4 separate regions of the Homo sapiens genome follow, and all the other regions are linked to region 2. A link is an interaction called in ENCODE POLR2A ChIA-PET data of the cell type or tissue named here. Cell type or tissue: PC-9. All regions are shown on one strand.

Region 1 (4,000 bases), 160 kb after region 2:
ATAGAGGCTGGACCCAGGACTGTAATCCTAGCACTTTGGGAGGCCAAGGCAAGTGGATCGCTTTGAGCTCAGGAGTTCGAGACCAGCCGCAATATGGCGAGACCCTGTCTCTACAAAAATACAAAAATTAGGCTGGGCATGGTGGCTCACACCTGTAATCCCTGCACTTTGGGAGGCCAAGGTGGGCAGATCACTTGAGGTCAGGAGTCTGAGACCAGCCTGGCCAACATGGTGAAACCCCATCTCTACTAAAAATACAAAAATTAGCCGAGTGCTGTGACGCACGCCTGTAGTCCCAGATACTCGGGAGGCTGAGGCAGGAGAATTGCTTGAACCTGGGAGGCAGAGGTTGCAGTGAGCCAAGATCACGCCACTGCTCTCCAGCCTAGGTGACAATGCGAGACTCTGTCTCAAAAAAAAAAAAAAATTACAAAAATTATCTAGGCATTTGGTGGCTTGCACCTGTAGTCCCTGTTACTCATGAGGCTGAGGCTGGATAATCGCTTGAGCCCTGGAAGCAGAGGTTGTAGTGAGCTGAGATCACACCACTGCACTCTAGCCTGGGCAACAGAATGAGACCCTGACTCAAAAAAAAAAAAAAAAAAGAAAAAAAAAAGCATCACACCCTACTGTTCAAAATCCTGTACTGGCAACTTTGGGTCAAAGGTGGCTGTTTAAGGAAGTCTGTTTTTTTGTGTTTTTTTTTTAATTTTTGTAGAGATGGGGTCTTGCTATGTTGCCCAGGCTGATCTTGAACTCCTGTGCTCTAGCAATCCTCCTGCCTCAGCCTCCCAAGTAGCTGGAATTTCAGGTGTGAGCCACAGCACCCAGCTGTCTGCTCTTTAGATACGGGATAATCAGTATACTGTGCATCAAATCCTCTCTCATCAGTGGTTTACAAGTAAAGATGGAGTCGGGGAAAGATAAAGAAACACAGAGAATGCAGAATGCATAGAGAGGAAGAAGTGCTAGAAGAGAAGGAGCAGAACACCTGGTGGCTTCAGTCTTCCTAGTGGTAGGTAAACTACCGTATGCATTGGGCAGTGAAGAACAAGGATTTGCCTTAGCAGAATCTGGGTTCACATCTGGCTCTGCCCACCCAGTAATCTAGAAAAAATGTCAAATTACCTCACATCTCTAAGCACCTATCCTCATATATGAAACAAGGATAACTACCCTATCCAGATGTCATGAGGATGAAATTACTGTTCTTGGCCAGGTGTGGTGGCTCACACCTATAATTCCAGCACTTTGGGAGGCTGAGGCAGAAGGATCACTTGAGCCCGGGAGTTCATGGTCAGCTTGGGCAACACAGTGAAATCCCATCTCCATTTTAAAAGTTAACTAATTAATTAAAAAATGAAGGCTGGGTGTAGTGGCTCAGGCTGAGCGTGATGGCTCAGGTTGGGCATGGTGGCTCATGCCTGTCACTTATGTTATATTAATATAATATTAATATATTAATTTATTCACAGTTAGTTAAATTGCAAGGACCTCTAATACATTTAGACTAAGGTTGCATTTATAGAAGTCCAACACACAGCCAGGCACAGTGGCTCATGCCTGTAATCCCAGCCCTTTGTGAGGCTAAGGCAGGCAGATACCTTGAGGTCAGGAGTTCAAGACCAGCACGGGCAACGTGGTGAAGCCCCGTCTCTATAAAAAATACAAAAATTAGCCAGGCGTGTGGTGTGCTCCTGTGGTCCCAGCTACTCAGGAGACTGAGGTGGGAAGATCACTTAAGCCTGGGAGGTGGAGGCTGCAGTGAGCCAAGATCGAGCCATTGCACTCCAGCCTGGATGACAGAGTGAGACCCTGTCTCAAACAAAACAAAACACAAAAACAAACAAAATCAATGGGCTAGGCACAGTGGCTCACACCTGTAATCCCAGCACTTTGGAAGGCCAAGGCGGGCGGATCACTTGAGGCCAAGGAGTTCAAGACCAGCCTGGCCAACGTGGTGAAACCTGATCTATACTTAAAAAAAATAATAATTAGCCGGGCTTGGTGGCACATGCCTGCAGTTGCAGCTACTAGGAGGCTAAGTCACGAGAATCGCTTGAACTGGGGTGGCGGAGGTTGCAATGAGTCAAGATTGTGCCACTGCACTCCAGCCTGGGAGACAGAGTGAGACTCTGTCTCCAAAAAAAAAAAAAAAAAAATCAATGGATCATAAAATCAAATGGATCATAAAGGGTTCACTTCCGAGCTCTCTATCCTGTTCCATTGGTTGATATATCATTTTTTTGCTGTTTTTTTTAATTAAAAAAAAAAGAAATCCAACACATTTATAACTTTTAGGAACATACAGACTGTTTAAGGTGAGACACACTTTTGAAACTTAAACTTTTTTGTGGTCATTCATCACTGATATTACAGTAAGCCTGGATATGAGTAAACTCCAGTATGATAAACATAACATTAGCATATAACCCTCACTGCCCAAAGAAATCTGATTGTATCTTACATATTATTAAATTAATAAAGCTCCCCCCTAATATTAAGTTGCCGTTATTGACTGAAACTTGGATCTGTGTTTGGTCCCAAGTGCATCTCTGTAGCCTACCTTTCAAAGCGCTGCTTCATTTGTTTACATGCATAGTAGTTTCCATCTCTCAGGCTTTGCATCTTCATAACTTCAGAAAACGTTCCCTCTCCTATTTTGCCAATTGCTTTATAGTCTATAAATAAAAATGATTACAAAAATAAAATGTTATTTATGCATACACTTGTATTCACTTCCAGACAGCAAACTTTTAATCTATAAGATAATTTAAACAGCAATATACTGAGAATTGTTTCTCCTATCTTTGTAAGATTTAGTGGTCCCCTCAACTTTAGGGGAAGCTGGAACAAAGCATCATTTCCTTCCAGTCTGTGCCCTCCCTTGTATAGCAGGAACCACCTTACCTGGATCCTGGCCAGTGAGGAGAGGCTCAGCTACCCTACAAGATTCAGAAGATAGAGGAGCAGCAGACGTGGGATTCTTCCAGCAGGGGTGGGCATGGGCATGAGCTTAGGCTCTGGGCTGATGTCATATTGCAGCAGCAGCCTCTAAGGACCCTCCTGAAATTGACCTTCCCTGGTCCTATAGAGGGCCCAGCTGATCCGCAACAGTTTCCTACAATTCTTGCACTTCCTAATTTTCTGAAAGCTAACAGCAACTTTCCCTGGGTGTGCTGCCACCACATCACCCCAGCCCTGATAATGGTTTTGGAAGCCTCTAGATCACTATGTTAAATGCCTTCCTGCTTGATACCTAGGGTAGTTTCCATTTTCCTGACCAAACCCTGACTGACAACAAATGAGCACCTTGATGTGGGGTGCTGCTGTGAACAAAAGTCTAAAATATGTTAGTTTGGCTTATTGGTCAGGTGGCAAAATGCTAGAGAGCCTGGCATATCATGATGAAATATCGCCCACTTAAAGGAATGCCTGCACTCACTGCTGCCTTTCATGGACCCAGTGTCCGCTGAGCCTGCTGGCCTAAGGAAAGTGGTGGGAAGAGTCAGAATGATGGAGTACGCTAATTACTACTGACTGCCTTAACAAGCTATTTCAAGACAAAGATAAGTACAGGCAAGAATGGCTATACCACTTTTCAAGCAGAAATGGAAGGAATAAGTAAAATCTAGAGAGCAAAAGTCTCACCAGTTGTAAAAGTTTCTACAGCCCAAATAATAGGAGAGTAAGACTGCAACAACATTGGCAGAGAACGGTCTGTGAGCCTTCTCCATTGAACAAATGGCTCATCTTTGCGGCAGAGATCACAGGAAGGCTGTTACAATCTCTGGGCATTTGTTTCAGAAAGCTTCAAGGAAGCTCCTACAAATTGAGACCCAGAGGCATATGAGCGAGGCCACAAAGAAATAAGGCAGGCTTGGGGCCAGGCGCGGTGGCTCACGCCTGTAATCCCTGCACTTTAGGAGGCCGAGGCAGGCAGATCACCCACCTGAGGTCAGGAGTTCCAGACCAGCCTGGCCAACATGCCAAAACCCTG
Region 2 (4,000 bases):
TGCACTCCAGTCTGGGCAACAGAGCGAGACTCGGTCTAAAAAAAGAAAGACAAAAAACAAAAACAAAAACAAAAAACCCTGTCATTTCTACAATGTTGAGTCTTGTTACCTAAGAATGAGGTGTTTTAATTATTTTGTTTCTTCAGAATTTAAGAGTGCTCTTCAAGTAGTTTCTAAAACCTTGTGGTTTTTTTTTTCTTTTTTTTTTAAGAGATTGCATCTCACTATGTTGTCCAGGCTGGTCTCAAACTCCTAGCCTCAAGGGATCCTCCCGCCTTGGTCTCCTACAGTACTAGGATTACAGGCATAAGCCACTATGTCCAGATAGTTTATGAACATGTTCTAAATATATTCAGAGAAACTGTGTGGTTCATCTCAGGGGGCACCATTCACACTGCAGTCAATGAAATTAAAGGCACCCCCCACTTCCCTGTGAGATGTATACTAGCAACCGTGTTTTTTTTAATTGAGACAGGGTCTCATTCTGCCAACCTAGGCTGGAGTGCAGGGGTGTAAACATGGCTTACTACAGCCTCAACCTCCTGGGCTCAGGCAATGATCCCACCTCAGCCTCCCCAGCAGCTGGGACTACAGGTGTGTGCCACCACACCTGGTTAATCTTTAAATTTTCTGAAGAGATGGCGCCTCCCTCTGTTGCCCAGGCTCCTCATGAACTCCTGGCCTCTGCCTCCCAAAATGCTGGGATTACAGGCGGAAACTACCACGTCCAGCCTATTTATCTTATTTTGTTATTGTGAATGTGACATTTTCTTCCATTATACTTAAATTAGTTACTATTTGACAGAGAAAGTAGAGACAGTTATTGATGTTTGAATGCTAATTTTTTTTTTTTTTTTTTTGAGATGGAGTTCCACTTTGTCTCCCAGGCTGGAGCACAATGGCACGATCTGGGCTCACTGCAACCTCTGCCTCCTGGGTTCAAGTGATTCTCCTGCCTCAGCCTCCCACATAGCTGGGATTACAGGTGCTCGCCACCATGCCCAGCTAATTTTTGTGTTTTTAGTAGAGGTGGGGGTTTCACCATGTTGGCCAGGTTGGTCTTGAACTCCTAACCTCAGGTGATCTGCCCACCCTGGCTTCCCAAAGTGCTGGGATTATAGGTGTGAGCCACTGTGCCTGGCCTGAATGCTACTTTTTAAATCTGCTATATTACATTGTCTATTGTTTCTTTTTTTCTTTTTTAGAGATGGGAGTCTAGCTATATCCCCCAGGCTGGAGTGCAGTGGCACTATCATGATTCACAATGTAAACTTGAACTCCTGGCCTCAAGCAATCCTCCTGCCTCAGCCTCCTGATTAGCTGGAATTACAGGTGTATACCACCATGCTTGGCTTCTTATTGTTTCTTACAGTTCTTCAGTTGATCCTCTTAGATTTCCAACATCTAATCATATATAAATAATAATTTCATTTAAAACTTTTATGTACTATACTGTCACAATATTAAATAATGTGATCATGAATAGAATTTATGTTATGTCTTTTGACCTTAAGTCCAGTGCTCTTTTTTGAGTATATATTCAATCCACTAAATAGTTATTGAGCACCAACAATCTATAAAGCATTGCTATAGATGAGAAAGACATGGTAAAAAGAAAAATCATTCAGTGCCCACATTCATAATCTTTATTTATTTTTTTGAGATGAAGTCTCACTCTGTTGCCTAGGCTGGAGTTCAGTGGTGTGATCACAGCTCACTGAAGCCTCAAACTCCTGGGTTCAAGCGATCCTCCCATCTCAGCCTCCCAAGTAGCTGGGACTATAGCCATGTATCACCATATCTAGTTAATTTTTATTTATTTTTTGTAGAGATGGGGGCTCCTTGTGTTGCCTAGGCTGGTCTCCAACTCCTGGGCTGAAGTGATCCGACTGCCTCAGCCTCCCAAAGTGCTGGGATTACAGGCATGAGCCACTGTGCCCAACCTCATAATCTTTTCTTATCCCAACAAACAGATCTAGAGCCACAATAAAAACCCAGTTGATAATTCTTGCAATGTTAAAACCTATCCAGCAAATTCAATATTCTATCCTACTAAACTGAAATGTGACCATATGCAAAAATTATTCTCCAAGGACAGGAGTGTTTCGTTTTTGTTATTTTTTAGGAAGAGGGAAGCAGAATGAGCTGGGACTAAGGAAGTGAGTGAACAATGGGCATGCTAAGTAGATATTTACCTGAAAGCCAAATACATAAAATAAACAAGGGGCTGAATCTCCCCCGCTCAGAAAGCTAGAAGCAGAGCTTTCTGAAAGCATGAGTAATGTGACCTAAGGCAGAGTTTAACCTCAGGGGGAAGGTATAAGAAAAGAAAGCATGCATGAGCATATTTTTAAGTCTGTGAACTGCAATCGTGTGTAGCGAACAACCTAGTGAGATGAGACAGCAATGTAATAAATGTCATAATAAAGTTAAGTATTAACATAAGGTGCTAAAAGAGAATCTTTCTCAAAGGTGAGTCACTCATTTGGCAAGTGTGTATTGAGTACCTATTGAATGTCAGGCCCCAATCTACACACGACATGCCAAACAAAAATAGGCAGGATCCCTATTATAAGCTTACGGTCTACTGAGGGAGGTGGCTTTTATTTAAGAAAACATATAAATATGTGTGTGTATGATGTATATATTATTAGAAATTGTGCTAAGTGCTATACGGGAAATAATTCCATGAGAAAATAAGGTGACATAACTTACATTTGGGGCCTCAGGGAAAGCCTCTCTGAGAAGGCAGCCTTTAAGTTGAAAAGTGAGGGATGAATAAGCAGAGAGCATACCAGGCAGGAGTGATTTTTGGAGTGAAGTCTTCTGGGATGAGCGGCCTTCTATTCCCTCTGATGAACAGAGAGGAAAGGGAATCTCACTTATGCAAAAGCATGAAAGCACAGGTGTGACAGGTATGAGGAACTACAAGTTACCATAGCTCAGTAAGGGGACACGTGGACATGGAAACACCAGGAAAAGAGAAAAACAAAACGCAAAAATATGAAGAAGATGGAAGAGGAACAAACTAGAAATCCAATTCAGTATGTGTTGATTATTTACTATGTGCTTAGCAATATCTTAGGGGATTCTTAAAGCGGAAAAAGAATGGCTCCTCCTCTCAAGAAACTCGGAGTCTAAATGGGTAGATACTGACTGCATCCTCGACTAGATTCTTTTTTTTTTTCTTTTTTGAGACGGAGTCTCGCTCTGTTCCCAGGCTGGAGTGCAGTGGCGCAACCACGACTCACTGCAAGCTCCGCCTCCCGGGTTCACGCCATTCTCTTGCCTCAGCCTCAAGAGTAGCTGAGACTACAGGCGCCCGCCACCACGCCCGGCTAACTTTGTTTTTGTACTTTTAGTAGAGATGGGGTTTCACGGTGTTAGCCAGAATGGTCTCGATCTCCTGACCTCGTGATCTGCCCGCCTAGGCCTCCCAAAGTCCTGGGACTACAGGCGTGAGCCACTGCGCCCGGCCGACTAGATTCTTTTAATATCATAAACTGTGTTTTTGTTTTCCCAATCAGTAACTCCTAAAATGAATTTTTAAATTAACAAATGAATCTTACTTCCTGCCACAGGCCCCAGCTACTACTTTACAGCAATCTATGGCTAAAAATCACTGTTTTACTGGCTGCTTCTCAAAAGGCCAATAATGCTGATGAGGCTCTTCAGAGAGTGAGAAGTACTTTTTTTTTTTTTTTAAATCACCTCTTCATAGCCTCCTCCCAATAAGTACTTATAATTATATATAAGTAACAAGTTAATTTTTTCTTTACATATAGCATACTAGCTCTTTAAAAAATCTCATCTTTCCTGTTTCAGGATCTCAGATAGAAAAAAGTTAGGAACTGTTATTGAGGCTATTAAGCTTGAACGTCCTTGCTCTAATCTTTGCAAAGATAAAACCCACAATGCTCATTAAGCTGCTTGGATAAGCTGTTGTTTTACTTCTTACTGGAGGAGCTTAACAATGAAAAACAAAGCTAGCATGAGTTCT
Region 3 (4,000 bases), 54 kb after region 2:
TTACTGATGACATCAAATCCAAGCTAAGCCTAGTAAGTTACCCTGTCAGTGCCTCTTCAAAATCTCTCTATCATCATTTCTCCTGATGAGATTCTCCCATTCAGATATTGAACTAGCTGAGCTGAGACCATTGTTTTCACACACTTGTTTATCTATTTGTCTCACTCTTTTCTCAAGTGCCTTCCCACATATTTCTACTTGCCAATGCCATTGCCCAAGTATTTTACTTCTTACGTTTACAGAAGCTGTGAGACTGCAGGAACTGTGAAAAACATCGGTATTTGTCCCAGTGTTACTAGGCAAAAGGGGCTTGCTGTCCAATGTGCCAGAAGCCTGTACTGTGACACTGGGTTTTTGAGAAAGTTTTCTCAAAACCCAGTGAAGGGAGTCTACTAGCTATGAGAAATATAGCCAGATGAGAATCGAGCCACTGGGTTTTTGAGTATTTTCTCAAAAACCCAGTGTCGTGATATTGGCTTTCTTTTTATTGCAAGTCGACTCACAAGGAGTCAGGAGTTCAGCTCAAATCTGTCTCTCTGTGCTGGCTTTAAGGCAGTAACTTTATTAGAAAAGCTTTAGGGAGTGGATTCTGGGAGTAGCAGGTGATTGATATAAGGAAAGGGGTGGTCTGGAAAGTCTTCAGGCTTCCGCAGTTATCTATTCATGCCTCCTCATGGGTCCCATGTGCAAATTTGGGGGAAGTTAGTATGAACCATGTGGTAGAAATTTAAGCTTGTTCTACACAAACTCCAGTCACCTATATTGATTCCAACCAATTTTAGCCTGTTATGTTTTCTGTCTTACAAGTGGAGGGCATGTCAGTAAGTTGTTTCTTTTCTTATCTGCAATCCTGCAAACTTGAGAATTTCTGTTAGTCATTGGTGTCTTTAACTCTTGGGGTCATGGTTTCACCAGTCCTGAAGGATCCCTGTGCCTTGGCATCCTCATTTTTTATAACATGAGTTTGTATCTTTTGTAGGGTGGTGGAGTTTGAGATCTGTATATATGGGGTTGAATTGTTATGTGGCTAGGTGCAGTGGCTCATGCCTGTAATCCCAGCACTTTGGGAGGCTGAGGTGGGTGGATCGCTTGAGGTCAGGAGTTCGAGACTAGTCTGGCTAACATGGTGAAACCCCGTCTCTACCAAAAATATAAAAATCAGCCAGGTGTGGTGGCATGAGCCTGTAGTCCCAGCTACTTGGGAGGCTGAGGCAGGAGAATTGCTTGAACCCCAGAGGCAGAGGTTGCAGTGAGCCAAGATCGTGCCATTGCACTCCAGCCTGGGCTACAGAGTGCGACTCTGTCTCAAAAAAAAAAAAAAAATTGTTTGGCGTGTGTGTATTCCAGATCCTCAGTGAGTTCCTTGTAGGAATGGACCATGTTTGTGCACCTCTTCTCCCTCTCTTCCCTTACACCAGTGGTTCTCTTAGGCGTGGTCCCTGCCCAGCAGTATCAGCGTCCCCTCAGAACTTGTGGCAATGAAGATTCTGGGCCCCTGCACTTGAACACTGCATCAGGAACTGTGAGAGCAGGCTCAGCAATCTGTGGTGTAACTAGCATGCCAGGTAATTCTGATGGGCTAGTTTGAGAACCACTGCCTTATAGGATCTAGTATTGGTTTACCTCACAGCGAACGAAAACTCAGCTCACTGACTATTTAATTTGTAGACTATACTAATCACTGCTGATTTGTTTCTATCTCATCACAGCTCCCATTTACTGAATAGCTACACTGGGCTAGGCACTGAACTAGGTGCTGTCACATGCATTGTCCCTTATGATCTCACAGATACTTTGCAGAAGAGGGAGTGGCGCGTCCCACTTTATATTATATAGAGATGAGAGAGGGGAATCTCTGAGGGATGTAGTAACTTGCCAAGGCTACACAGCTGGTAAGTGGCAGCCGGAGATTTCAGCAAGGCCTGTCAGACTCCAAAGCCTATGTTCTTTCTAGCACCCCACCCCGCTTTTCATGTAAACTCTTGCTCCCAGAGAATGCGTGTGCCTGTGTGGCTGTCATGTGGTTTTATAATAAATGGTTGTAATACCTGTATTTCTAGATTTCTCTCCTCATATACTTAACCCACCCAATAAGCAGCAACCTTTCAGCTTTTTAAAAAAAGACTATTTTCTATTTAATAATATTCATTTATTTACAATGTGTCAGAATTAGGAGGTATTATAAAAGCGGCCTTTGAGATCATATTCTAACCTCTGTATTTTCACAGGTAGAGCCATCATATGTGCTACTCTATTTTTGTCTCAGAAATTAAACTTTCATTGAGGTGTAAATTGGTATACTACACAGTTCTGACCTCTGAACTTCTAACTTTTTTTTAAAGTATTTTTTTTTTTCTAAAAAAAAAAAAAAGAAAGAAAAAAGAAATGGGGTCTCACTATGTTGCCCAGGCTGGTCTTGAACTCCTGGCCCCAAGCAGTCCTCCCATCTCAGCCTCCCAAAGTGCTAAGATTACAAACATGAGCCACCACACCCTGTCTGTATTTATAACTTAAAAAAATTATGCTACATCAAGTACAGTAAAATCTTAACTGATTGGAAAGAGTAATTTTACTGGTTTAACTTTGCCCTTCCTCACCCCCTTCATTTTCAAATCCCTCCCCTCATATTTGTACATACATTTTCCAACAGGTGGCTAAATATTAACTTTTATTTTTTAAATGCTTTGTAAGGAATCAAATACTTATTTCCACGCTAACTCACTGTAGTTCTTGGTTTGAGTGCATTTAAAAAATGTAAATTGATACTATTAATAATGATAACAGTTACGTCGGGACGGTGGCTCACGCCTGTAATCCCAGCACTTTATGAGGCCGAGGCAGGCGGATCACTTGAGGTCAGGAGTTCAAGACCAGCCTGACCAACATGGTGAAACCCTGTCTCTACTAAAAATACAAAAATTAACCAGGCGTGGTGGCAGGCGCTTGTAATCCCAGCTAGTTGGGAGGCTGAGGCAGGAGAATCACTTGAACCCAGGAGATGGAGGTTTCAGTCAGCTGAGACTGCACTCCAGCCTGGGCGACATAGCAAGACTGTCTCAAAAACAAAACAATAATAATAATAACAGCCAGTACTTACATAGCACTTACTTTGTTCCAGGTATGATTCTGATCACTTTACATATTTTAACTCCTTTAATCCTCGAACGCTGCCTGTAGCAGGGTCACTGTTGTATTAACCCCATTTTCCCATTTTGTGGAAGTGGTGGTATATAAAAGCAAATAGCTTGTTCAAGCTCACAAGACAGAACCTGAAGGCATCTTGGCTCCAGAGTCTCTGCTCTTAACCACTCTTTAGAGTGTCTTGCACGTTTTCAACCAGAGCTTTCTCTATATAACATATCACTTTACACTTTTAAAATAGCATACTATTTATTGCAACTCCTGGGTTCAAGGGATTCTCCTGACTTAGCCTCCGGAGTAGCTGGGATTACTGCTTGGGGTGAAGAATTCTGTAAGAATTTTGTGAGAGCAGGGCAAGTACTCAGGCTTGCTGTGGGCAACAAGAAAAGTGGGGACGTTGTGTTATTTTGGGTCTCTTCATATTTAAAGACAAATCTAGTTGTAGTACTCTACACGGAGGAGAGATCAGATCTTGCTGTGTCACTTTAGAGATTCTCTTTTGGTTTGTAGTCACAGCTGCTGTCTATGAGACCTGCTGCTATTTGGAGCTTTACCCTTTGTCGTAACCATGTGAGGGGCTGGCCTGCATTTCTTAGCTTTCCATATCTTTGTACCCTAGTTTAAAATTGCTGCCTGTTTCCGCCATCCTTGTATTTGCATACAGAATTTTGCATACATCCTTGCTGACTAGAGTTTTTTTGGTGAGTATTTGGCTGCATGGCAAAGGGATGATTTTCCTGAAGGTGGCCAAAAGCTTTGGAAAGAGCTGTGGATGTGGTCTTTGTCATTAGTTCATCAGGACACATTCAGCTTGAAAGCTTTGAATTATCAAGAGGCAAGCAACTCATGTCTTCCAGTA
Region 4 (4,000 bases), 62 kb after region 2:
AATGATTGAAAAGAAGAGGTAGATCTGGAATCTGGGCCACACTGAGAAAGGCTGGAATATTTGAGTCCCACTTCAAGAAGCCTAGGAACATGGAGTTACATGGTGATAGAATCGTAGAACTAGGTGCCACCTCACATGTCTGTTGCATCACCCCAGCAGTAGACGGCGGTGCAGCAGAAGGCACACGGGCTGGAATTTCGATGGCCAGACTCTACCACTGGGTTCCTCTGGGCGGCTGATTCTATTTTCTTGTTTACAAAATGGGAGTGGCAGTTGTACTTACTGCGCAGGTTTGTAGCGAGGTTTCAAAAAACTGATCCATGGAGGTGCTTTGTAAACTGTAAAGTGATGTACTAATATTTACTGATGGAGACTGTTTGCTTTCATGGATGGACACCCAAGAAGGCATTTATTCTTAGCATTTTGGTCAGCAAAAGAATTATCGAGATTGCGCCACTGCAGTCCAGCTGGGCGACAGAGCGAGACTCCATCTCAAAAAAAAAAAAAAAAGCATTATATATTTGCTTTTATATACATTTGGCTGTAGGTCTCTTGGTTTCTATCACTTCACTGTTCTTTTCCTCCATTTTCAGAATTGTTTCCTTTCTGTGACAGATATTCAGTGATAACCTTCTGTGTGCCAGGCCCTCTATTAGATGTTGGAGACAGGGAGGTAAATAACACAGATAAGTTCTTGTCCTTTTTGAAATGAAACACTGAAACTGTACAATTGATTACTGTTTGTTTTTCCTATGGGCATAAGTGACCCAAGCCTAACTGACTTCTTATGTTTCTGACATACATATATTTTAAACAAGTGTTAGGCTCTTTACATACTGTTAATGCCAACTGTTCAGATACGTTGGCTGTAACTACTGAATTGAAGATACTGTGAGAAACATGGATTGTGTGGGTCTTTCCATAAGGTAAACCTGGTTTTGTGGCCCCTTCAAGGGCAGCGGTGGGACTGTGGAATTGGCATCTGTGTGGTGCTGTGCAGCTGATTGTTACTTGAGCGTTAAACTGTTCGCCTACACATGAAGTGTGGGCAGTTGAAGGTGTTTGAAAATCACTGTGTGGTATTTTTGTCATTAGACCCACCCAGTTATTTCCCATTATGTTGAAGAAAATTTTGGTTACATAGTTGAGCTTTGTTCAAAAGGTGAATATCAGCTCTGATTGGCCAAGGTCTCTTTTCATCTTCAGTGCCTCCCCCCACAACACCCCCCTCCGGTTTCACCAGGGTGACAAGCAGATGTGGTCCAGCCCCAGGCCCTGGACTGTGGACTAATCAATCCCTAACAGGCACTAGCAGCCCCAAGCCTGACTAGGTTAAAAGTTCCACCAAGGGCCGGGCGCAGTGGCTCACATCTGTAATCCCAGCACTTTGGGAGGCCGAGGCAGGCGGATCACGAGGTCAGGAGATGGAGACCACCCTGGCTAACATGGTGAAATCCCGTCTCTATTAAAAATAAAAAAAATTAGCCGGGGTGGTGGGGGGCGCCTGTAGTCCCAGCTACTCGGGAGGCTGAGGCAGGAGAATGGCGTGAACCCAGGAGGTGGATCTTGCAGTGAGCCGAGATCGTGCCACTGCACTCCAGCCTGGGGGACAGAACGAGACTCTGTCTCAGGAAAAAAAAAAAAGTTCCACCAAGAAAACCTGCGGAACAGTCTTTGCAGTGTGGTTTATTTTGGATCTCAGGTTTTAAGATAGGCCCCTAGTCGTTCCACTTCTTTTCTAGTAGGTGATCCTTTGTGGCCCTTGGAAGTAATTTCTTGGCCACTTTTGGTCCCTGTTTTGGTTGTCTGAGATGTGGTCAAGAGGAATGATAATAGCACTACAGTCGTTCTCTTCTGATTTTCAAAATGGCTTATGGCAACCTTTGATGTTACTCAGACTGCTCCAGCTAGTTTTGATTAATTCATTCAGGCTGTCAGTGACTCAGCAGCCTCCTGGCTTCTTTCTTGTTTTTAAAAGGAGCTGGACTTTCACAATATATGGAACATAGTTAACATATTGCAGCTAATAAGTGTGGCACATAATGATAGGCATCGGTGAAGGGGTCTGGAAGAATGTCACACATAGGCTGGGGGGGGGCTCAGGAGGACATGACATCTCTGCTTTTGTGAATATGAGGATAGGGGACTTTTTTTGGGTGAAAGAAGGAATGGCAGGAAAGGCAAGGTGTCAGAAGCACAGGCAGCAGCCAAGGGTCTTTGGGGTAATGTATGTGGAGGGGCGGGGGTGATAAGGCCACATTGGGCAGCCTGTGAGTGCTAAGCTGTAGGCCCTGCAGAGCCGTGGCAGTGGTGGAGTGGGAGAGTGACCTAAGGCTTCCCGAAGATGTGTCTGGCAGAGTGTAGGGCGAATTGCATGTGATTGGAAATGGGTGGAAGGAGACTGGCACAGAGCTAGAGAGGCTGAGCTAAGCTGGGGAAACCCAGGCTGGATGAGGGCCCTGAAGCTGTCCTTTGGGCAGGGGTGCCAGGCAGGGGACCCAACAGAGCGCCAAGTATAAAGCTGGTTGGGGTGGGGCTTAAGGATGGGAGGAGTGGACTTAGGAGGTAGAGAGTGCTTTGGGTGTAGGCCAGGTAAGTTTCTGGTCTGCCTGCATTAGGCACTTGGTAGCTGTTAGCTATGCCAGTAAAAGGATCTTTTACTTTTCTGGCAAGACTCTGCAAGACCGGTTCTCTCTTAGGTGATTCTCAGGTGGGGATGGGGAGGGAAGATGTGAAATTTAGGGAAAATAAAACTACCTTTATTACCTACACTATTTCCACCTGATTCATTTAAAATTATGTCTAAGATTATAATTTGACACACATTTTTCAAAAGAGCTCTGAGATATTTTTCATACCACATCAGATGCTTCTGGGCACTGAGGAGTTTTATCAAGTAAAACTTTACCAGGCCTATGTGATGTGACATGGCTGTTGCCTGTGATGCCACAGGCTTCCCAAAGCCCCCTACTGAGGCCCACTAAGTTGGTGGGAACCAGGCTGCAAGCTTTTTGCCTTTGGTGGAATAGCCCCTCTCGGGTTCAAGTCCTTCCTCCACATTTCTGTCCACTCAGCAGCATTCCTGAGGGAAGAGTGGGCAGGCAGGGCTATGGTGAAGGCATGAACTGGAACTGGAGGGCTTCTTTTGCAGACCCTTTGTGGTACTGGAAAGAAATTCCTCAAGGACCTATAGGCTCATTAGTGCCATGCTAAACTGACCCAGCTGACTCTGAATTTCAGTAGTATTGTTCCAGAAAAAAATTCCAGCCAGGCATGGTGACTTACATCTGTAATCCCAGCACTTTGGGAGGCTGAGATGTGAGGGTTCTTGGAGCCTAGGAGTTTGATACCAGCCTGGGCAACATGGCAAGACACTGTCTCTACAGAAAATTAAAAAAAAAAAATTAGTTGGGCATGGTGGCACGCATCTGTGTCCCAGCTACTTGAGAGGCTGAGGCAGGAGAATCAGTTGAGCCCAGGAAGTTGAGGCTGTAGTGAGCTGTATTTGCATCACTGTACTCCAGTCTGGGCAGCAGAGCGAGACCCTGTTTCAAAAAAAAAAAAAAAAAAAAAAATTCCAGAGATCTTAAGGATGAAAAGTCTAAGGAAGGCCAGGTATGATGGCTCATGCCTGTAATCCCACCACTTTGGGAGGCCAAGGCAGGCAGATCACTTGATGTCAGTTCGAGACCAGCCTGGTCAACATGGTTGAAACCCCGTCTCTACAAAAAATACAAAAATTAGCTGGGCGTGGTGGCACGTACCTGTAATCCCAGCTACTCGGGGGGCTGAGGCAGGAGAATCACTTGAACCCGGGAGGCAGAGGTCGCAGTGAGCCCAGATCGCACCACTGCACTCCAGCCTGGGTAATAGAGCGAGACCCTGTCTCAATAATAATAATAGTAATGAAGAAAAAGAAAAAGTCCAAGGAAAAGAGAAGTATTACATTTAAAAATGTTTACTTACTGATCGAGGCTTTGGTAACTAGTTGTTTCTTTAG

The links. Peaks named below come from ENCODE experiments on the same cell type or tissue, not always from the same donor. Only the 100,000 strongest peaks of a DNase experiment are listed, where the experiment ranks them.
Region 1: POLR2A ChIA-PET joins it to region 2 with 8 read pairs; 1 of 35 experiments calls an interaction of 5 or more read pairs at or near these places.
Region 3: POLR2A ChIA-PET joins it to region 2 with 5 read pairs; 6 of 35 experiments call an interaction of 5 or more read pairs at or near these places.
Region 4: POLR2A ChIA-PET joins it to region 2 with 7 read pairs; 4 of 35 experiments call an interaction of 5 or more read pairs at or near these places.

The regions. Positions count from the first base shown.
Region 1 is chr14:102,280,912-102,284,911 of GRCh38, forward strand. It overlaps MOK (MOK protein kinase), which reads right to left. Exons shown (of 12, transcript NM_014226.3): 2 at 2,567-2,681. Among named protein-coding and RNA genes, the nearest start is that of MOK, 22 kb to the right of the region's middle. In PC-9, no CTCF peak of the experiment used is centred here; no DNase peak of the experiment used is centred here; H3K4me3 peaks cover 266 bases; H3K27ac peaks cover 2,454 bases.
Region 2 is chr14:102,123,350-102,127,349 of GRCh38, forward strand. It overlaps a transcript of HSP90AA1 not described here. Among named protein-coding and RNA genes, the nearest start is that of WDR20, 15 kb to the right of the region's middle. In PC-9, no CTCF peak of the experiment used is centred here; DNase peaks (open chromatin) are centred at 1,282, 2,282 and 2,882; H3K4me3 peaks cover 1,241 bases; H3K27ac peaks cover 2,901 bases.
Region 3 is chr14:102,177,085-102,181,084 of GRCh38, forward strand. All of the region lies in intron 1 of WDR20 (WD repeat domain 20), which reads left to right. Among named protein-coding and RNA genes, the nearest start is that of WDR20, 39 kb to the left of the region's middle. In PC-9, no CTCF peak of the experiment used is centred here; no DNase peak of the experiment used is centred here; H3K27ac peaks cover 1,271 bases.
Region 4 is chr14:102,185,321-102,189,320 of GRCh38, forward strand. The region is part of intron 1 of WDR20 (WD repeat domain 20); the gene reads left to right. Among named protein-coding and RNA genes, the nearest start is that of WDR20, 47 kb to the left of the region's middle. RefSeq lists an enhancer at 1-23. In PC-9, a CTCF peak has its summit at 1,357; DNase peaks (open chromatin) are centred at 291, 1,931 and 2,631; H3K4me3 peaks cover 1,799 bases; H3K27ac peaks cover 4,000 bases.